2 separate regions of the Homo sapiens genome follow, and region 1 is linked to region 2. The links are chromatin loops, found by intact Hi-C in ENCODE. Cell type or tissue: body of pancreas. All regions are shown on one strand. Links, peaks and the distances in the headings refer to the core of each region. The heading gives the core; the rest is flanking DNA.

Evidence for each region. A loop is a pair of places that touch in the nucleus more often than their neighbours do. Peaks named below come from ENCODE experiments on the same cell type or tissue, not always from the same donor. Only the 100,000 strongest peaks of a DNase experiment are listed, where the experiment ranks them.
Region 1: a loop joins it to region 2, with 11 times the contacts of the local background. A loop is called at or near these places in 1 of 110 quality-filtered maps.

Annotation. Positions count from the first base shown.
Region 1 is chr10:110,895,213-110,906,601 of GRCh38, reverse strand. It overlaps PDCD4 (programmed cell death 4), which reads right to left. Exons shown (of 12, transcript NM_014456.5): 11 at 10,515-10,654; 12 at 6,596-8,574. The coding sequence ends at 8,514. BBIP1 (BBSome interacting protein 1) reads left to right here. Exons shown (of 4, transcript NM_001195305.3): 3 at 4,990-5,064; 4 at 6,076-7,872. The coding sequence ends at 6,242. It overlaps MIR4680 (microRNA 4680), which reads right to left and starts at 8,512; the gene lies at 8,447-8,512. RefSeq lists an enhancer at 2,847-2,926. In body of pancreas, for the core only: no CTCF peak of the experiment used is centred there; a DNase peak (open chromatin) is centred at 5,381; H3K27ac peaks cover 7,075 bases.
Region 2 is chr10:110,281,107-110,292,495 of GRCh38, reverse strand. MXI1 (MAX interactor 1, dimerization protein) reads right to left here. Exons shown (of 6, transcript NM_130439.3): 6 at 5,131-7,672. The coding sequence ends at 7,509. It overlaps SMNDC1 (survival motor neuron domain containing 1), which reads left to right. Exons shown (of 6, transcript NM_005871.4): 6 at 1-1,766. Among named protein-coding and RNA genes, the nearest start is that of SMNDC1, 18 kb to the left of the region's middle. RefSeq lists an enhancer at 6,610-7,111. In body of pancreas, for the core only: no CTCF peak of the experiment used is centred there; no DNase peak of the experiment used is centred there.

The DNA.
Region 1 (11,389 bases), core at 1,015-9,014, 610 kb before region 2:
GGCAACAGAGCAAGACTCCATCTCAAAAAAAAGGAAGAAGAATAGAATTGTAGCAATAAGTAAATTTCAGCCATGTATATACGTGAACTAATTGAGAAAATAAAGCTGTCTTCTTATTAACAGATATATGGCCAATAACTTTTATGTTCAACAATTGCTTTATCAATGTGTAATTCATTTTGACCAATTTTGTGCCAGTTGTAATAACTGAATCCAAAATATTTTAAAGTTTAAATTTATAAACATTTTTGTAGCAAAGAAGTATGATAGGATGATCATTAAAATACCAGGCATGAGGCCAGGCACGGTGGCTCACCTCTGTAATCCCAGCACTTTGGGAGGCCGAGGTGGGCGGATCACGAGGTCAGGAGATCAAGACCATCCTGGCTAACACAGTGAAACCCCATCCCTACTAGAAATACACAAAACAAATTAGCCGGGCTTGGTGGCGGGCGCCTGTAGTCCCAGCTACTCGGGAGGCTGAGGCAGGAGAATGGCATGAACCCGGGAGGCGGAGCTTGCAGTGAGCCAAGATCGCGCCACTGCTCTCCAGCCTGGGCGACAGAGCAAGACTCCGTCTCAAAAAAAAAAAAAAAGGCATGAAAATACGTTACACTAGAATAAAGTGGGTTGGAAATAGAGGTCCAGGAAGAAAAAAAGATGATATAAAACTTCTAACTTAAAAATGATCTTCTTTTTATTAATGGATGATGGTAGCTATCAAATTGCTGTTATGTTTAGATTATATTGGATATGTTTTTAAAAGACTGAGGTAACAGTTATTTTTAAATATGCTGGAAATTATATCCTTTATAATTTAAATTTATGATAAGAAATTTAAACATCAGTGTATGAAGTGATACCTAGTTTTCCAAAATCTCTTTGGGAGTATGCAAGTAGAAAATTTGAGGACCACTAATAATACATTCTCCAAGTTCAGAAGGACACTTCAGTGATCTAGTCTGGTCTCACACCCATTATTTAATTTGGTTATCCAACTAAATCACACCAGGGATTTTTTTTTTTGGAGGGGTGGGGGGAGGACGGAGTCTCGGTCTGTCGCCCAGGCTGGAGTGCAGTGGCACGATCTCGGCTCACTGCAAGCTCCGCCTCCCAGGTTCACGCCATTCTCCTGCCTCAGCCTCCGGAGTAGCTGGGACTACAGGCGCCCACCACTACGCCCTGCTAATTTTTTGTATTTTTAATACAGACGGGGTTTCACCATGTTAGCCAGGATGATCTCGATCTCCTGACTTTGTGATCCGTCCGCCTGGCCTCCCAAAGTGCTGGGATTACAGGTGTGAGCCACCGCGCCCAGCCCCCACACCAGGGATTTTTAACTTGCCAAATGTATGTGATTGATTTGAAGGCAATAATCCATCCTAGACCTGCGTTTTAACTCTCACTCCTAAAACAGAGTAAAATATTTCATGACAAAGATTTGGTTTTCCTTCAAGTTTTTCAGCATTAATTTTAGACATCCAGCTCAAATAGCTACAACAGGTTTGCGTACCTTGTCATGATTTTGGAATGCACTGTTCATCAAAACTATTATCTCTGGGAGAAATTACAAACTTTAGAATCTGTGTAAGAAAAGGAAACAGCAGATTCTTCTCCATTTACCTAAACCAAGGCCTTCAAAAAATGATGAATTGACACTGTATTCTGTGAGCATTATAAGTTTGGTTCTATTAATGTAAGAATAATTTCATTTTCTGTAATTTAATGTTTTCTCTTAAGGTATGCCTTGACAATCTGCATCATTTTTTAATTTGGCATAGTATTCCGTTCTATGGATGTTCCATGATTTATTTAACCTTTGATCTGCTGGTGAACATTTAGTCAGCTTCATCTATTGCTGAACATTTTGCTATTCAACACAATGCTTTAATGAACACTCTTATTTTTACACATTTGTGTTCTTTAGAACCAATTACTATGAGTCAAAATTGTGCATATTTAGTTTTAGTAGATACAGTACTGCAAAATATTCCTCTAAAAAAGCTTAACAACAGTGCTAATTTCCCTATACCGTCCCTACCTGTGGATACTATCAGACTTTTAACTTTTTTGCAGTTTAAAAAGACATTACACATGCACTCATACACACAAAAGCAGTCTTTGCTTAAATGTCACCTTCTTAATGAGGTCATCATGATTTTCTTCTTAAAACTGAAATACCACCCCCCTCAGCATTCCTTAATCCCCTTTACGTTATTTTCTATAGTTCTTACCACCTTCTGGCATGCTGTTGTTTCTCTCCTTATTCTAGACTGTAGGCTCCAAAAAGGCAAAAGTTTGGGTTTTTGTCCTGTTAATTATGAACAATGCTTGGCAGATGATAAAAAAACTCACATATTTATTGAATTAAATGGCCATGGCAATTGTAGAATACACATGAATTTCAGCCATAGCTGTTATGTTTCTCCCTTGGCCCATCTGTCCCTGGTTTAAATACATCTCACCTGACAAGAAAGTTCTCTTAAAAGTAGCCACAACTGCTTACAGTGCATTACTCTAAGCAAATCACCCATGTCTGGCTATTAGCAGGCCGTGTGGGAGAAGGAAATACTGTCTGTATACCAACGTGATCAGCAGTAGGCTGCATATACAACAGTGGTTCTATAAGATTATAATGAAGCTGAAAAATTCCTATTGCTTAATGATGTCATACCCCGTTGTAATGCTCATGATATTGTGGCAGAACACTTTACTTTGTCTATGTTAAGATACACAAATACCATTGTGTTACAGTTGTCTACTGTATTCAGTACAGTAACATGTACAAGTTTATAGCCTAGGCCCAGTACACTCTACCATATAGCCTAGGTTTATATTAGGCTATACCATCTAGGTTTGTGTAAGAGGCTATACCATCTAGGTTTGTGTTAGTACACTCTTAGGATGTTTGCACCATGACAGAACCACCTAATGATGCATTTCTCAGAACATATCCCATCATTAAGAAACACATGACTGTACTCCTTCCTACTCTGGACTCCCAGGGCAGCTGATTATCAACAAAGTGTAGCCCAGCCAGTGCTGGCCATCCAACCTTGCTTATTTTAGCCCTTCCCTTCCTGTTTCTTTCTTGCCAATGCCTAAGGGGGCCTAGAAACAAGAACCAACCCTATTAAAACAGACATTCTATCCAGGCAAGTGACTGGCACTAATCTCCCCCACACTAGGTGCAGCCCACTCCCTACCATCCCTTTGGCTCCACACCCTTTACAGTAACAATGGCAGCTTAGTCAAACAGAGAACTGAGGTTTGGTAGAGCACCAAGTTTCATTGTTTTTGTCAGGCCAGATTTTGGATGTGAAAGAGTTATCAGACTAAGAGAAAACAAAGGATAGTGACAGTTCAGAGTAGCTGGAGTTGCTTACACTATATAACAGCTAAGAGTTGTTTATCTACCACTTTAGCATTTTGGTGATACATATAAAAATCCTTAGCTCCTATGTATTTCCTTCACATTTATCAACATCTATAATGTCCTCCCTTTCAGTGGCGTATCATGTCAGGTTTGCTTCAAATAAAGAAATGTGATCATAATGAATATTTTCACTGTGATGTATTTAATGGAGAGGCTAGGTGGTGGTTTTGATAGTTCAATTCAAGGCTAATCAGGGGGTCTGCAATGCTAGTAACCTTCATCCTAACCTGGAAAAAAAAAAAAAGGCAGTGATCACTAGGTACCACTGGCAGGCCTAAAAAGAAAAGAATATGGTAGGAGAAGCTGTGCAGTCTAAGGAAATTGTGTATTGTATTTATTTCACATTCCATTTAGTGATGAGTTGCTTTATTCCTGGTCCATTACTTATTTCATCATCTCTCCCTGCTAGAGCAGTATAGGGGTGAAGTTTGATGACAAAGTTCTGGAAAGCAGATAGAGGTTTTCAGGAACTTAGACGTTCCAGAGTAAGAATCTGAGCAAGAGAGAGGAAGAGACTTGAATACAGAGTAGGAAGCTTTTATTAGGAATGTCAAAGTAGTGGAGCGGGAATAACAAAAACCAGAAGAAGCTTCACTTGATTATAATTAATTTGCAGTGGTTGGTAAAGGCAGGCACCAAGCCAGATTCACCACTTTATAAATAATAAATCTGTGGGGGTGATGTTGTGAAAGATGCATGGTAAGGTTGCATCAGCAAGGTGAATCACTGAGTGGGTGGGACCGTCTAGAAAAGCATCTGTGTTTGGAAAGGGATCATTCTACAGCTTAGTCCAGAACACCTTGAACACACAGCATAGCAGAATCTTGACTGTAATACTTGGAGCAAATGTCACTGGCAAAAATGGCATATATGCTGGGATGTTCATAACAAATAGTTAAATATTGTTGGTCCTTTCGCATATAGAATCTCGGTATTAGAGGAAAATAGTAAACTGAAACTCTATTTCTGTTCTGCAAGAGCCAATTTCACCTATTGTATTACTTCGTTACCAATTGCAGCTGTGTAGTCAGTCATCCATAGGATTCTTTTTGTTAGACACAAAGTAGAAACCAGCTGTTGGCCGTTGAGACAAGTAGGAATCTTAGGAAATGTTAGCCTGCCAGTTCCTACTTTTCCTAACTACCTGCCTCACCACCCCCATCAAATGGTGGTCATGTTTTTTGTCACCCACCATTCAGGGGAGATGCTATCAACGAACCACGCTGGCTACACACAAATACCTTTTCCTCAGATGATATTAATCATCTTTGCCTTAAAAACTGAAGCTCTACCAAGTTTTCACTATGAGAGAAAAAAAATTACAACACCTAGCCTTGTAGTTAACACCACAACTGACTAATGGAAGTTGACAAGATCTAAATGCTTATACAAACTATCCCAAGGTCACAGGAAATTAATGGCAATATTATACAAGGTTAGGGTAGTTCACTTTCTATAGGAATTTGGATTTTACTTCTTAAACTACAATGGAAATGTCTCAGGCAGTCTGCTTTGGGAATGTATTCTTGAATAATACTGATTTCTCATTGAAGGAAAAAACACTATATCCAACAACTCAGATATGGCAGAAGTGAAGTCAATGTTCCGGGAAGTTCTTCCAAAGCAAGGTATGTACATCACAAATATTGAGGTCATTGATTATTACAGGACTAAAGAAGTCATAGGCAGTGTCACATAGCAGGCTTAATAGCTAAACATCTGCAGCTATTGTGTTCCGTATTATCTCATTTACTGTCTTTTACTATATGCTTTTTCATGACATCCAGTAAAAGGATAACAAATGAAACATTGTTTCTTATACCTAAAATTGCCTATTAATTAGCTAATTCCTAAAATTCCTAATTACAATATGAATTTTTTTTAAGAGACAGGTTGTCACTCTGCCACCCAGGCTTGGGTACAGCTGGCACAACCGTAGCTCACCGCAGCCTTGAACTACTGGGCTCCTGCCCTAGCCTACTGATTTGCTAGTACTACAGGCATGTGCTACCATGCCTGGCTAATTTGTTCTTATTTTTGTAGAGAAGGGATCTCAATGTGTTGCCTAGGCTGGTCTCAAACCCCTGGGCTCAAACAAACAATCCAACCCCTTTGGCATCCCAAAGTGCTGGGATAACAGGTAAGAGCTACCATGCCCTACTCAATATGAAACTTCAGTGAAAGAAATAATGGAATTTACTATGTTAAATAAGGTCTGAAAGTGGAGAAAGAGAAACCTGAAGCAACAGTAAGAAAAGCCGAAGGTTTAAACCTTCAGTCATTTGAATATTTACGTTAAATATCATATTTTGCTATATTTTTTTGCACTATGTATATATATATTCTGCCAAATCTTATTTTAAGATTAAACTTCTGACACAAAAAGTTGTGTCTTATGGTAGCATAGATTCTTGGGTAGAACGCTCAAAACTTGTCTTCCTCAGAAGCACCCTACTAGTAAGAAATGCGCTTATAGAATGACAATGATCTTTCTGGTTCCAGAGCAAAACTCAATTTAGGTACAAGAGTTTTTCAGTGACAAGAGATTAATTTTTTAGACCTTCATTCTAGCTGCAAATCCAACTACAAACAACTGGGTTATCTTTCTTGAATTAATTCTTATTTCTTGTTAAACTTAGGGCCACTGTTTGTGGAAGATATAATGACAATGGTGCTGTGTAAACCCAAACTTTTACCCTTAAAATCTCTGACTCTGGAAAAACTAGAGAAAATGCATCAAGCAGCACAGAATACAATTCGCCAACAAGAAATGGCAGAAAAGGATCAACGGCAAATAACCCACTGAATGATAACTGAGCACTTTAGGGAACAACCTGCCTTATCTACTATTTAACAATAACTAGAAAATATGCTTCTGTGTGCTGAAAGTAGTATGTGTTATCAATAAAATTGATAGTATTCATAGAAATACAAAAATATCCAAGATTGATGAAATTTGTATTGTGAATGTAAACACTCTGGTTTGTATTGAACATAAACAGTTAAACTATGAACCAAGTTTTATGGGGTTTAAGTCATGTTTTTAGAATTGCAAATTAAATTATTTGTTCACCATTCCTATTGCTATCTTTTATAGATAACATTCTTGGGATCTTTTATAGCATTCTTGGGCACAAGGGATTAAATACAACTTTTATATACAGAGGATCTTTACATGTTTATTAAATCTGAATTTGAAGATACATTCCAATCTTGCATAAAGTGTTTGTTGGGCTTTTACATTACGTAATTAAAAAACAAAATTTTTTAACCAATTTTATGTGCCATGTCACGTTTAATGCTATCTTGTGTGACCAGATCCCACCAGTAATGACAAAACTGTCTTAAACCTCATTTTTTTTTTTTTTTGAGACAAGAGTTTCACTCTTGTTGCCCAAACGAGAGCAATGGCACCATCTCGACTCACTGCAACCTCTGCCTCCCAGGTTCAAGCAATTCTCCTGCCTCAGCCTCCCAAGTAGCTGGGATTACACGCATGCGCCACCATGCCTGGCTACTTTTGTATTTTTAATAGAGACAGGGTTTCTTCATGTTGGTCAAGCTGGTCATGAACTCCCAACCTCAAGTGATCCGCCCACCTCGGCCTCCCAAAGTGCTGGGATTACAGGCATGAGCCACCGTGCCCAGCCCTTAAATCTCATTTTTAAGAAACCCTCACCTATTCTGTAGTCAGCTAAGCTTTTAATTACATTAATTTTAAGCACTTGAGAATAAAATGACTGCATTTATCATCCAAGTGTCAAACAATTAAAAACCTAAAAATGGTAACTATATATAAGCTGAGGTAATATGGGCTTGATAAAGCCCATGAGGTAAATATGAACACTAAACTTGGTTTTAATTCTAACAGACTATATCTAAACCTGTAAGCAGTATACTCCTAACAGTACCCTCATAAATTCTGAATATAATTCTTGTTTGCTGCAGTCAATATTTGGCAGTTTAAATTAGCACAGACGTTGAGGCCTTGCTGAGTTATTAGGCTATGTAAAAGAGGTTAAAAATATGATCATTCTTTATTGTTAATTGGTAATATTTTCTCATACATTAGGTAAATGTCAAGCTTTGGGTCTCTGGAGTATAACTTTTTGTAACATTAGCCATTATTTGGTAACAGAATTTAAGGATGATGGAATGATGGAAGGTATTACATATTTCTAAAACTTAATTAAGCTCTAGGTCAGATAACAATGGAGTAAAGTGATACCTGCATTTTTTTCCCCAGTGTAATCTTAATTTACTATTGTATTTTTCACTTAAAATTTTGTAGGGAAAAAAAGTTTTCAAGGGAACACTAAGATTAAATTGACTAGGTTCAAATATGCTTCCTTATGAGATTCAAAATTTACTGTGTGAAATTAAAGTTTAAGAGACCTAAAAAAATGTACTCCCAATAAAGAATCAATACTGCTTCACATGTTTTATTTTGGTGTACATTCTTCTAGAACCAGGTTCATTTTTCCAGTTTTGTAGAAAAATAGATGTTCCAGCCACCTTTTACTTAACTGTCTAGTCTTTTAAGACCAATCAGTATGTTCCCTGGAAAGATGAATAAGTCTCATGACTAATTTTTTAAAAATTCTTTAAGACAAAGAAATAACTTTCTTTTTTTACTCCCAAAGCACAGTATCTCAACAGCAGCAGCCAACATGGGGTTTTAGCAGCTTAACTTTACCCCCTAAATAAAGCTTTGTATAAACCAGTGATTTTACTACAAAAAACACTGTCCTTGAAAGAAAGGAGTGGCAGTCAGACATCAATGCAAAACTTGGAATGATTAGATAATAAACATGGCACTTACAAAAGGTAGCTTATTAGAATATTCCACTTAAGAAGAGGTTACTTTTCTGTCCCTCCTTGCCCCCTCGAAAAACAAAAAAAAAAGAAAAAACATTTCCTTTAAAAATTCCCCTTAAATGTAGGTTTATAAAATGTCAGAAATGCCTTGTACCCAAAACAAGTGCTTAAAAAAAAAAAAAAAAAAAACTTGTGCTAACAACTCTTACAATTCAGATATATATTTTTATAACATCTAAGACTGCAAGAGTTCTTATATTCAGTAGCTCTCTGGTTTAAGACGACCTCCATCTCCTTCGCTTACAAAACGCTTTCTGCCCCTGTAATGAAGAAAAAAAAAGACATGAAAACAGATACAAATTCTGACTATAGTCAATATATAAAAAAATTAAAAACTTGGTATTTTTTCGTTACGTGTTAGCTTTTAAAGGGTTTTCCATTAAAAAAAAAAAGCATGCCTCTAATTCCTTTGGAAAAGACTCCCTACTATATATCTTAGCATAAAACATCAATATCAAATCTGAGTTTTTGTTTTAATAAGTTCACTATCCAAACAGAGTCACATTAAAAAAAGTTGACTCAAACTAAAACATTTTATTTAGAAATTTAAAATTATTTCTAATTAATTTCTAATTATTATTTGTAAGCTTAACAGTAAGCCAAATAGGAAACACTAACATAATTCAGAATTATGCAAACTGGAGCTGTGCAACCTATCAAAATATCCATGTTTGGCAATTTAAAAAAAAATGTTTTATCAACTGTAGAAAAGCCATAACTTGAATGTGGAAAAAAATCAGAATTACAGCCTATGCCCCATTTTGGGATTCGTGCTTTGTCAAACTCAAGAAGCCCTGCTCTATAATGTAACCACACTCTTACCTACATGTAGTGGCAATAGCCCAGAAGGAACAGCTGGCCAGTGGCCTAAAGCAGTAAGTGGGAAATAGAACTTAGGCAACATTAGCCCTTACTCTCTGACCCCAGGCCAATAGGCACAAGCATGCAAAACCACACACAAATGTGCACCTTACCCAAATAGGCTAAAAGATGAAGGACCCAAGTCAAAGCTGTATGGTATGTATACACAGAAAGTTTATTGCCTCATGTGACCCTTGAGAATAAAGCCACACAGAAACAATCAGACTTTCAAACAGAGGCTGAAAAACTTTCAAAAAGCCAATGCCAGGGTACTGGCCCCTTTTCATATTAAGTCTAAGTGGAAAACAGCTACATCATCTTGAACATAAAGGCTTCAGACTGTATGAGACCAAGGTAGGGAATGAAAAAGCAGTCAATAATAAGAAGGCCAAAGTTCAGAGTTTTTACTGATGTATATCACTTGGCACATCCATACATAAATCCTGCCATCACCAAGCTAACGTCTGTATTTCCAAACATTTCTAGTAAAGCTATTAAACTATCTTTCATCACTTTCTTTTCCCTCTCTTTTAATGGCTTCTAAAATTCTAAAGCAAAGGCCCCTACCAGGAAATATTTTTCTGACTTTTAATTCTTACAATGCACTTAAAAATATCAAAGCTTAAGAAATTTTCCAGATAAAAAATTATAAGAACTTAAGATTATATAAAACTGACCCACACAAGCAAAAAGTTTAGCTATTACTAAACATTTATATTATTACATTATAAGCTTCATTATTAGCTTTAACAACAACAAAAAAACTTACCAACTAGTAGCAAAAATATTAATAGCTCCAAGGAAAATCACCCACACACATACACTTTCCAGTGAGAACATCCTCCACACACCCCCCAACACACACACTTTCTAGTGAGAACATCCAATTAGCCCTAATTCTCCAACCTGTAAAGAAGTCAAGGAAGCCACATCCAGTACAGGTAAGAGCCTAGATCTTTGAAGCCAGAAAAGTCCTGAATTCATACTTGGCTTCTACCATGTACTAGCCATGTGACCTTAGAAAAAGTACATTATACCTCCCTAAGCCTCAATTTTCTCATCTTATCACTGATAATACCTACTCTAAACACTGAAACTACTTACAACAAAGGACCTGCTCCACAAGATTAGTTTCTTTCAAATAAACTAGGACTTCATGAGGCAGTCCTGTACAGATTTACAAGGGGGCTAAAACAAGCTTCGCCCTTCTTTCTCCATGAACTCACAAGAGTCACGTTCTTCAGTGACTTCAGGGAACGATAAACTAACTTAGCAGTTAACCTTCCCAAAGATCTCATCCACTATTTTACATTGAGAAAGTAGTATTTAAATAAAGTACCTTGAAGGACAAAGATCTCTGAGTTGTTTGGAAATTATTCCAGCCTGAAAACATTCTTCTACAAACCGCTCCAGCACAGAGTATGAATGTGGGACATCCAGATTAATGTCCGGAATTTCATTGTAAATTCTCTCATAACCCTACAACAATGAAATTACATGCAGAATTGTTAGCCCATATAAAATAAATGTCATAAAACACAATCCATCACTATGTCATCAATTTGTATTTAAGGCCAAATATTCAAATGGTTAAACTGAAGTCAGATTTGAATCGTGAGAAGCACAGAAAGTAGATTTGTTACAGTGTTTTACAACTGTTCTCTTTTATTAGAGTCAGGAAATAACAGACATTGGCAAGGTTGAGGAGAAAAGGGAAGGTTTATACGCTGTTGGTGGGAATGCAAATTAGTTCAGCCCCTGTAGAAAGTGGTTCGGAGATTTCTCAAAGAACTCAACATAGAATTACCGTTCAACCCGACAATCCCATTACTGGGTGTATACCCAAAGGAAAATAAATCATTCTACCAAAATGACACCTGCATTTGTATATTTATCGGGTACTATTCACAACAGCAAAGACATGGCATCAATCCAAGTGCCCATCAATGGTGGATTAGACAAAGAAAATGTGGTACATATACGCCCATGGAATGCTACATAGCCATAAAAAAGAACAAAATCATGTCCTTTGCAGCAACGTGGATGCAGCTGGAGGCCATTATCCTAAGAAAATTATCACAAACATAAAACCAAATAATGCATGGTCTCACTTGTAAGTGAGAGCTAAACATTGGGTACACACAGACATGAAGATGGGAACAATAAACATTGGGAATTTCAAAAGTGGGGAGGTAGGAAAGAGGACAAGAGTTG
Region 2 (11,389 bases), core at 1,608-9,607:
AGCACTGGGAAGAAATTTGGTGTCATTGTGTGACCCCAGAAAATGGTTGTTGAGATTACCTTGGTGGTATTAGAATAGTAATTCACTTGATGTTTGTGTAGGCAGGACTGTTAACAGTCTTGTCCCTCTTTTGACCCTGGGGGGCCTTAGTTTTCCCAGAGGACTTTGCAGTAGGAGAGAGAAAAAGAATAAAAGTGACCTTAAAAAAAAATGTTTTGAAAATAGACCTTTAGAATGAAATCAGCAACCTTTGTGTCAAAGATCTAGATGTGGCCCTTTGGAAAATCCTAGTGTCAGGATGATGTTTGTGTCTCTGAACTAAGAGGCAGGACTCCTGGGGAGACTACCTGTCACAGTGTGATACTGAATTTGAGAAGATGCTCAATGAGAAGCATGATACCCACAGTATTTTACAGTTGAAGGTGGTTAAGCTCTCTATATTCTGAAACAAAATATAAACCTTGACCTTAAAAAGCTTTGTTAGAAAATTTAATGTAGAGTTTTCCCCATTAAGAAAGGAGACTTGAAGCTTTGAAACTGTGACAGACTGAAATGTTAAATATTGAGTTATGGGCCCCTAAGTAGAAATGGTTGCATGTAACTTACCAAAGCTTGACGTTTGACTGTTGTTACCATTTCAAGGAAAGAACAGTCCTAACCTCCCGAAAATAAAATGTTGAGTTTTAGTGGTAATCACAGGTAACAAGTGCTATTTTAATTAACATGTAGGGAGGCCACAGAGCATACTGGAAAACAGCAAGGACTCTAGAGCCAGACTAGTGTTTGTTTATTACCATTTATTACCTGTGTATTCCCATTTATTACCTGTGTATTCCTCTGATTCATTTTTCTCAGCTGTAGAATGGAAAAATCTGTTTCAGTTTTAAGGATTGAATTCAAATGTGTAAATAGCTTAAGAGTATCCGGCATAAGCACTATAGAAGCGTCTGCTATTACTCTGCAGAGTGGCAGTGGTGAATTATCTGATATTTTTTCCTTAACTTGAATAGCAATCCACATTACAATGGATAACAATACCCATTGTTTATGATTTGAGGCATCCAATTATAACTGTATTATTGAAGTGTTATCAAATTACCAAGGCTGTAGGGTATATTTAGTATTCCTAGTTAAAGGTTTGAACTAATTTGTATACTAGGGCATGTTTCTTAATGGGAAGGGGGTGAAGGTTATAATAAAAGTCACCCCTAATGCTTGTTTAAAATTAAAGAGGAATTTGTGGGCCTGGGACCAACCTTAGACTTATCCAGGCCAAGGTATGTTGTTTGACGAACACCGCAGGTGATCCTGATGTGCATCCCCGTCTGAGAACTGTTAACTATAAAAGTTTGACTTTGGAAATGAAGAAAAATTACCTTTTAGCCTAATCATGAAGACTAGGCGTCAAACCAAAACAAGATGCATCAGTTACTGTAGCAACACATTTTTTTTAAAAAATTGCTTGTTGTCACAATGAAGGGTGTGTGTCTGTTTCCAGTATGCAATTCTAATGCCAAATGTCTGCCTTAAAAATAGCAAAGGAGACCATCAGGTTAACATAAAGGAAAACTGTAGTTGTGTGACTCATGTGTCTGTAGATTGTAATTTTATAATTACAATTTTTATAAGATAAAAAACTACCAGTTGTAAATTCAACCAAAAAAAATTTAAAGCTTTGATTTAGCTTTTTGCTTTAACTTGGGTAGTAACTGAAATATAAAGGAAGAAAATCTATTAAAACCAATGAGGTTTTATATTTTTTTAAATCTTGATTCAATAAATATCAGCTGAATTAAGTATCTGTATGGTACTACGAAGCAATCAATTAGTATAAATGGCAATTTACAAGTTCAACAGTAAATGTAAACATTCTTTGTATCTAGGATTTTTGAGTTGCAAGTTAAACTGAATTTTTACTGCAGTAGAGAGGAGGAGCATAGCAGGCAAAATAACAGGTAATACTGTATTTTAAACAAACAGAAAAACCCAAGTAATTGGCGCCCTTTATCCAATCATCTTTTAAAAGGCCTATGTATGTGTATAGTTATGTTCTTAAGAAACATCTTAAGAGGTTCAGAAATCAATTTTATAGATGGAACATTTTAATAATTCGTTTTGGCCTAGCCAAAAGAGTAAAATAAAACAAAATAGTGTTAGATTTCTGTGAGGTGTTTTAATTGCCTTTTCTGCCTTTTAACTTATGTATATAAAGGTGGTTCTTTTGTGGCCTTGATTGGGGTAAAGCAGAACTGAGAATAATAGGGGTTTGTAGTAGTTGACAGCTGAACTAGCTAAAAATACGAAGTTTTGGATATTTAATTAATCTTTCAGTTCCCAGGCAACAAAAACTGGAAACTTAGTTCCACCACACACCTTACCAGTTCATTTAAAACAAAACCAGTATAGTCACTGGAATTATTTAAACTGTAATTTGTTTCTCCACTTAGTCTTTTTTAAGAATACGGCTGAAAGAGCCATGGTGATAATCATTAGGAGAGAAGGTTGGCATTTTGTTTGAAGAGCTACTTTCTCAACTTGGGGCTGAAAGTTATGGTTGTTGTTTGCTGGCTCAGGATTTACCTTTCTTGGTAAAACTGATGTGCTTTTGTTTTTTCCCCTTTCAAGCCCTGTACTTACTTTAGCAAGATGCAGTGAATTTCTGACCAGAGAAACAAAGAATTCAGGCTTGGAGGAAACACTTGACTCCATATCCTGGGAAACTAGAGTTGAAGCCTGAGATCTGAAGCTAGGCTAGTAATCACTTTAATAGATGGTAACTGTCCAAATGTTCATTGTTCAGAAGTAGCAGGAAGGAGTAAGTATCCCTTTAATTCTTTTGCCTGGAGTTTTTCCCTCCAAAATCGCCCCTCAGGTTTAGTTGACCTAGCTTTCTAAGTGTGATGAAGCTACTAATTTAGAAACGACTGATCTTAAATGTATATTCTTCTTATAATTTTAGAGGTACTTTTATAGGTTTTGTTATATTTTTACAGTGCTATTCTGTGCCCTGGTGTGAGCATCTGAAATAAGTATCTCAATTATTACCCTACCAATAAAGATTTTTAAAGCATTCCCCATGGCAAAGAGCTATGAGCTTGAGGATATGGAAAAAATTCCAAAACTACAGTAAGTTAGTTGGCAGTATCTTAAAAGAACTTCATTTAAAGCCATTTTCTCTAATTTATGACTGTATAGAAAGGTAAAACAACAGGAAGTGAAGTTTTCAGCCAGTACATTTATTTTGAACTACGCTGCCTATTTAAAACAATCTGACATATTCCACAAGAAAACCAGTTTCCTATTAGTTCTGATACATAGGAAAGGAGATAGCTGCTGATTGTCTTTTCTTGGCAAAGTCAGCACTAAATACTGACCTAGGGCACATTATTATCAGTGTATAATATGTTCAACTTGAGATTAGTCCTTTTTCTTTTTTCTAGAAAGACCAACTAATCACTAAAACTGATGCTGCATTAATCTTATAAAGCCTTCATTTAAGAAATTCTATAGGAGGCTGGGTGCAGTGGCTCACACCTGTAATCTCAGCACTTCGGGAGGCCAAGGTGGGCGGATCACATAAGGCCAGGAGTTCGAGACCAGCCTGACCAACATGGTGAAATGCCCTCTCTACTAACAAATACAAAAATTAGCCGGGTGTGGTGGCACATGCCATAGTCCCAGCCACTCAGGAGGCTGAGGCAGGAGAATTGCTTGAACCCAAAAGGTGGAGGTTGCAGTGAGCCGAGGTCACACCACTGCACTACAGCCTGGGTGACAGAAAGAAATTCTATAGGAAATAAAAAATAACTACTTTATGTTAAAGTATTACCTACCATGGAATTTTAAGTGAACCAATATTTAGGAACAGTCTTTTTCTGTAAGATCTGGAGTCAAAGTAACTAAAATTCAGGATTAAGGATGCATTAAAAGGTTGCATTCATCAGAGAAACTAGAGAAATACACCCCTTTTAATTTCCTTAGTGCTACATCTTCCTAGATGGCAGTCAGGGAGTGGGGTGGTAGTTTATATATATCAGCTTAAATCCTTACAACCCTTCAAGATAGAGGTAGTACTTATAATAGCTTTTCAGGAAGAAAAGGGCTCCATGAAGAAATCAAGCAACTTAACTAGGGTCAGCAATGTTGGAACTGGGATTACAGTGTAATTAAAACACTTGCTTTTCCCACACTTTACTGTTCTGGGTTAACTGTTGGGAACCTGATTTTGGTCAGCAACTTTGCCTCAATAATCCTCACTGCCTCTTAAAATTCCTTCATAATGCTAAAAGCAGTCATTGTCAGGGAGATTAGAAAGGCATTTCTGTAGGAGTTCTCATACCTATTCTAACCAGAAACTTGAGTTGCAGTGACTTCAGAATCCTCTAGTCATAACGCGCTACAGTAGGTTTTACCTGTACCTTTTTGAGACGGAGTCTCGCTCTGCTGCCCAGGCTGGAGTGCAGTGGCTCGATCTCAGCTCACTGCAGCCTCCGCCTCCCAGGTTCAAGATTCTCCTGCCTCAGCCTCCTGAGTAGCTGGGACTACAGGTGCATGCCACCACGCCCAGCTAATTTTTCGTATTTTTTTTTTTAGTGGATAACGGAATTTCATCATGTTGGCCAGGGTGGTTTCAAACTCCTGACCTCAAGTGATCTGCGCACCTCTGCCTTCCAAAGTGCTGGGATTACAGGTGTGAGCCATTGCACCTGGCCTACCTGTACCTTTTAATATAAATGTCACTCAGGTGTTCTATAAATAGGGTACCCTAAATAAGATTAGTGGAACTTCCAGACTTGTTTGCAATTTGAATAATAGTGTAGCTAAAGGATGCTCCCAAAAGTTATTTAGAGAACAGATCATGAGAATGGCTTTGTGTCCTACCTGAGGCAGTTAATATTATTATTAATGTGGCACATTAAACCACATGCAGTTAGGTTATATGGAGTTACCAGTCAGGCTCCTGTTTAAATTGCAGAACAGGAATGGCAATTATAATTCAAACTGCCATTTGATTTGGCATTGATACTGATTTGGTATCAACAGACATTTAGGAGATAGTTACCTCTTAAGGTGTGGATACCCATTCATGTTTTTGCCTTCATAAAGAAGGATGGTACAAAAAGAAAGGTATTCTTCGTTCACAGTTTTTATTTCTTCCAATTAACTTTTGTGTCTTCAAAGTTGATTTGTCTTTTAAAAAATTAATACTTCTTACTCATACAATCTACACCACCCCAAGGAAAACAAACCCAGGGAAGGGTAATTTAGGGGGCAGTTAAAATGTGCACTATAGGTTTATAACAAATGCTTTCCAGCCCATAATCCTGTACATATGCAACAAAATGGCACCTCAAGTTCATCTGAATGAAGGCCCAAATAATGCAAGCGAAGGCCATGAGAATAACAAAACAAACAGAAGCTTAGTCACTGGCTTCATTCACTTTGTATGGTAGCACAGTCTTCAAACTGTCTCACACTTGATCAAGAGTAAGCAAACACAGAGACAACATCTTGACTCAGCCATTAGTAATTATAAGTGAAACCAGAAATAATTTACCTGGGCCACAAAAAGGAATTGTTTTGTCCTGTTTTTCATTAAGTCCCTAGCACCTGAAACGTAGCAAGTTCTGATACTGGGCTTCTAAAGGCATGCAGTTTTTCACTCACATCTACTTCAAAGAATTTCTTCCACTGAAACATAGCACAATCAAGGAAAAACTTCTTCTGGAGGCAAAGGAAGAGCACAAGTATATGTTGAGGCGTAATGTATGACCAAGATGGTACACTATATATAGAAGCAGTGAATGCTGTTAAAGTGTCACTCACAAAGGGATAGTCTAACATTAACACACAACTCAACTGCACTGCTAAATATGGTTGTCTTTATTTTCTTTTTCCTTGCCCAGCCCTATCTAAACATAAAATAAAACTACAGGACTGAAATTAACAATCCATTAAAATCAGCAATAAGTTATGAAAATCATAAAGCTTTTTTTTTTTTTTAAGTAATTAAGGGTAGTTAAATTATTTAAAGTATACAAAGTCCAAACAGCCAGGGGTAAGGTCTCCAAGAGGCCTTCCCAGGGTAAGGGAGAGGGCCACAAGGGAACCTTGGAGTTTGAAAGACAAAGGGAACACATGACATCAAAGTGCAGGCTAGAAATTTCACTTAGAAGAAAATAACATTACTGAAAATATTCGTAAGAGTAACAATAGCACCTGCACAGTGGGACTGTGAGGAAGAGAGAGACTGCCTGTAGGAAAATGGAAGCAAATCTTTACATTAAAATGAGACAAGTGCTGAACTTACTATGTTAACTATGATAGTGTGTCTACTATAGATATCAGATGGTTAAAAGCTGGTAAAAGGTAATGATTCTAAAAACAAAAATAGCATTGACCCTTTTTCTACCTAGCCCAGACCTCATTCATTTTGTGCACTATAAAGAGTGAGGTGTGAGGTGTTTTATCATTATCAAATGCTGCATCAAAATAGATGATTTTTTTCCCCATGTGTTTTTCCACTATAAAAGACATCTATTTTTTTTTATGGATAAGCTTTAAAAAGATGTCATTTTGGTTTTCAACACATATAAACAGTTATCAAAATCTGAAATAAAAATGCTGCTGTGGCTCAGACCTTGGCCTGCTAATCTGCGTGCACAACTCTTCTGACCCACGCAGACAAAGAGGCACATGGAGCTTTTTCCTTTTGGCCCCCCCAATCCATACTCATAGGCCTTGTAGGATAGAGGCTGTCATGCATGGACTGCTCCCATGTGGCCTAAGGGCAGCAGGATGGAGAGGTGGCAGCTGGGTGCCTAGTGCTAACAATGCAGGATAAGGTTAGCTTGCTTAGCATGGAATCCAACAGAAAGTTGAGCTGCATGATGATCCCTTTCAAAAGGCTTCATGGGAGTCTCTCCTTTTGCAGAGCATGAAATGAGCTTTTTTCAAAAAAAAAAAATAATAATAAAGGATTGATCATCCACAGGCTTCATGATAAACTGTCCCAGGCTGAGTTTTAATAGCTCATTATTAGCTATCCAAGATTAATACCTGATTTTCTTGTCTTTTCATTCGAATAGTTTTTATTTTGCTTTTAGGACCATAAAGCTCAGGAAGGGTTCATAACCCCATCCTTAAATGTGTCTACTCAATGTAGTATGAGCAAACTAGAAAAGAGAAAGAGGATGGCATCTCCAATGTCCTCTTCTCAATCAACTCAAATCAAGAAAATTTCACACAAGTTTTCTGCTGCCATTAAAAATTGTGATTTTTCCAATATGAATATTCTGAATATTTGTTCTCCTTGGGAGGCTCTGCCCCACTTTTTGCTAAGTATTTGCTTAAATACAGGTCCTCTGACCCTTTTGTTCAAGTATAGTTTTGTTTTGTTTTGTTTTGTTTTAAAGAGGAGACTGCATCATGAACCCAATTTAAGAGATTGTTTGTATTGAATTGGCCCAGTGAATATTTTGCCCTGCACTGTTATGTCATGCTGGGTTCTATGAAGTGAATGAAAGTTTGACACTGGCACTGGAGTAACCCTCGTCACTCCCAATACTCGGCAGGCTGCTGTGGTCATCAATGTCACTGATGCTGGTGGTACTTATATTGTCCACTTCTCCATGGGAGAACTCTGTGCTTTCAACATCCACTTCAATCTCCTCTGCCAAAGGAAAAAAAAAAAAGAAGAACATTAATTATCGAGTATAGCGCACCTTCAAAAACTAACAGCATGAGGAAAAGAGGTATAAGAAATGTTACACAACAAGCTTATTATCAGTGATGTCTGGAGAACAGAGGAACAAGGTGAAGAGACAGGAATATTTTTTGCCAAGGGGAATGTCTGATATACAGTGGTGGTCTTAATTTAGGCAGCAAATTTCCTAAATCCTTTGACGCCAGTCCGTCTGGACCTCCCTAAAGCACTTGGCGTATTTGGGAATTAGTGCTTAATATTAAAAGGTCCCAACCCCCAAGTGGTTTAAAAACATCTGTTTTGCATTAAACCACAAACTAATTCTCAGTTCTGTTTATTAATCAGGGTTGCCTTAAAGGGTGGGCAGGAGCATAAACTTAATATAGGCAAACTAGAAAATTTACCCATCCAAGCCTTTGGTGGTGCCATTCTACAGATAGTTCAACAGACTTCTAGGATTCATCATAAAGATCTTCAACTAGTCAGTCAAACAAGTCATTATAAAGTAGAGTTTGAGGTATATGTCTTAGATTTAATTTTCTTGCATCAAATATAGCTTGAAATAAGGGCCTGAGACTTAAAAGTCTTCAGATTATAGTGAGATCCATTTTGGTGGTAGTATACAGACTTAAAAGCCAAACATTAAAAAAAAAAAACACCACAAATACATATTTGACTCAGCTATCAATAGATAATGTTGCTGGACGCAGTGGCTCACGTCCGTAATCCCAGCACTTTGGGAGGCTAAGGCAGGAAGATCACTTGAGTGCAGGAGTTTGAGACAAGCCTGGGTAACAAAGTGAGACCTCATTTCTACCAAAAAAAACACAACAACACAAAAATTAGCTGGGTATAGTGGGTGATCCAGTAGTCCCAGCTACTCGGGAGGCCAAGGTGGGAGGATCACTCTTGAGCCCAGGAGGTTGAGGCTGCAGTGTGCCAAGGTCTCACCACTGCACTTCAGCCTGTGTGACAGAGTGAGACCCTGTCTCTTAAAAATAAAAAAAAAAATCTTAATTGTTAAATACTAGATATTCAATCATCAATAATATACATAAATCAATACACATGTTAAAAACAAAAAGGAGTTAAAAAGTTGTTTTCTCCCATCAGAGCTAGAGTGAAACCCAGGATTTTTCAGTTACCTTACTTAAATTCAAAGCCTGATGTTTCACATTTGGCACTGACTTTTTAAGGGTTCACACTAATCACAACTGCTTTAAAAAAAAAAAAAAAGTGGATTCAGCCGGGTGCGGCCAAGCACTTTGGGAGGCTGAGGCAGGTGGATCACGAGGTCAGGAGTTCAAGACCAGCCTGACCAATATGGTGAAACCCCGTGTCTAGGCTAAAAATAGAAAAATTAGCTGGGCATGGTGGCACGCGCCTATAGTCCCAGCTACTTGGGAGGCTGACGCAGCAGAAACACTTGAACTTAGGAGGCAGAGGTTGCAGTGAGCCAAGATCACGCCACTGCACTCCAGCCTAGGCGACAGAGCGAGACACTCTCTCTCAAAAAAAAAAAAAAAGTGGATTCTTGTGAGGCCAAAAGGACAGGGTGAAGCTATTTCCAGGAATATACTTTTCAAAAGGGCTTGTTGCTTCAAAAGTTTTAGAGATTCTAGAGATGTTTTTAAAATGTAGGCAGCTGTCCAAATAATCTGTGAATTCATATATTGGCTCTATATCCGAATTGCTTCAGAAGCCATTGTTTCCCAGCACCACTGAACACTCATCCAACCTACAACTAGAAGATAATAACAAGGCACACTATCCAAAAGAGCATGCTGAACTCAGTCAAAATAAAGTAAAATGATGGCCAACACAGTGGCTCACACCTATAATCCCAGCACTTTGGGAAGCCAAGGCAGGAGGATTGCTTGAGCCCAGGAGTTTGAGACCACTTGGGCAACAAGGCCCATCTCTATTTTAATAAAATTTAAAAATATGTTTAAAAAAATTTTTTAAAAACCCAAAAAAACAAAGTAAAATGAGAAACTGCTTTAGCCAAGTGTACCACAGATGTTAACTAAAAGCCCCCATAACACTACAAAAAGGAGGTTGCCAGCTCAGGATAAGGATGGTACTTGGTAAGGTACCGCTAAAGTAAGGTACACTGGGAACACTAAAAAAAAATGAGAGCTATAGTGATGAAAATACACCCTCCTCTCTGAAATTTGGAGGTAGTTGGGGTGGGTACAAGGAGGAGGTAACAGGAAGGACAGCTAAAACCTAAAGACCTAAGAAGAGGTTTCCGCTAGTTAGCAATAGAGGAAAGACTGGGACACCAAGGTCAGGGTTATTTCTGCTATATTTCACTGTTACTGATAAATGTAGCATGTACTTCAGGTTCTTGCTACTGCCTCTGGTAGACTTTTCTTGAAAACTGCCACACAAAAATAAACTTTTACATAGAAAAATAACAAAACAGAAAAACAAGAACTCCTAGGGTTGTGTTAAAAAGGTTGCGTTAAAAAGGATGAAAAAACTATTTAAAAGGCTCCTACTCAGCAAATCTGGGACAGTTTGAGCATTCAAAAGAATTTAAAAGGATGACTGCAATGGATTGGAACACATTCAGTACAGCAAAACATGAGTTCATGATATAATCAAAAAATAGTAAAACCAAAACTTGTTACTTCTGGAAGCTGCTAGGTTACCAACTCTGTTTGGAAAACTGATAAAGCAAAAACCAAGACCAAGCATTTATCCCACCTTCCCTGTATGAACTTTATTTCAGGATAACCGAAAAGTTGATGAGAAAATGTTTATAGGAGAAAAACAGTTTATAAATACAAGAGGAATGACACAATTAGAAAATCACTATTTTATGACACCCAATGAAATAAGGGCAATAATTGCTAAAACTGTTAAGTTAAAGGCTATACATTTATATAAATGTATTAAAATGACCTTACCTGAACCTATTGATTAATATTAAAAGTGCAACAACAACTACACACAATACTGACATAACAGGAAGTACAAAGCACCACCTATGAAGTATTCTGCATCTACCAACCAGTTTACAGTCAATATAAAGGACATAACATGTTAAATGACACCATGAGGATTCAACCAGCCAAATCTAGGATGTAGGAAATTCTATAAGAAAAATGACTCAGTCTCTTGATGTTTAAAAAAATATGTACATATATACAACACACAGATCTATACCTATATATTCCTTCATGTTTTCTCTGCCAAAGAAGTCTTTTTGAGATGTTATGTAGAAATCAGTTTTTGTTTCTACCAAAACGGTGTAGGGGGAAGAGAAAAAATTATTATAGATTAATATCTTAAAAGGCACATCAAACAAATGCAATGTGGCCTTTGGATCCTGATTTAAACATACCAATGGTAAAATGCCATTTTTGAGACAACTGGAGAAAATGTATCACAGACTGGGTATTAGATGATATTAAAAAAGATTATCTGAATTAATTTTGTGGGGTATTATAATAGCATTATAATTACATTTTTAAAAATCCTATTTATTCAAGATACATACTAAAGTATTTAGGGGCAAAATGATGTTATCTGGGATTTGAGTTAAAGCATTCCAGAAAAAATATTGAGGGTGAGCGTAGTGAAGAACAGATGAAACAAGTTGACAGCTATTCAAACTGAATGGTGGGTATACAGGAGTTCATTATTCTATTCTAAGTATGTTTGAAAATTTCCACT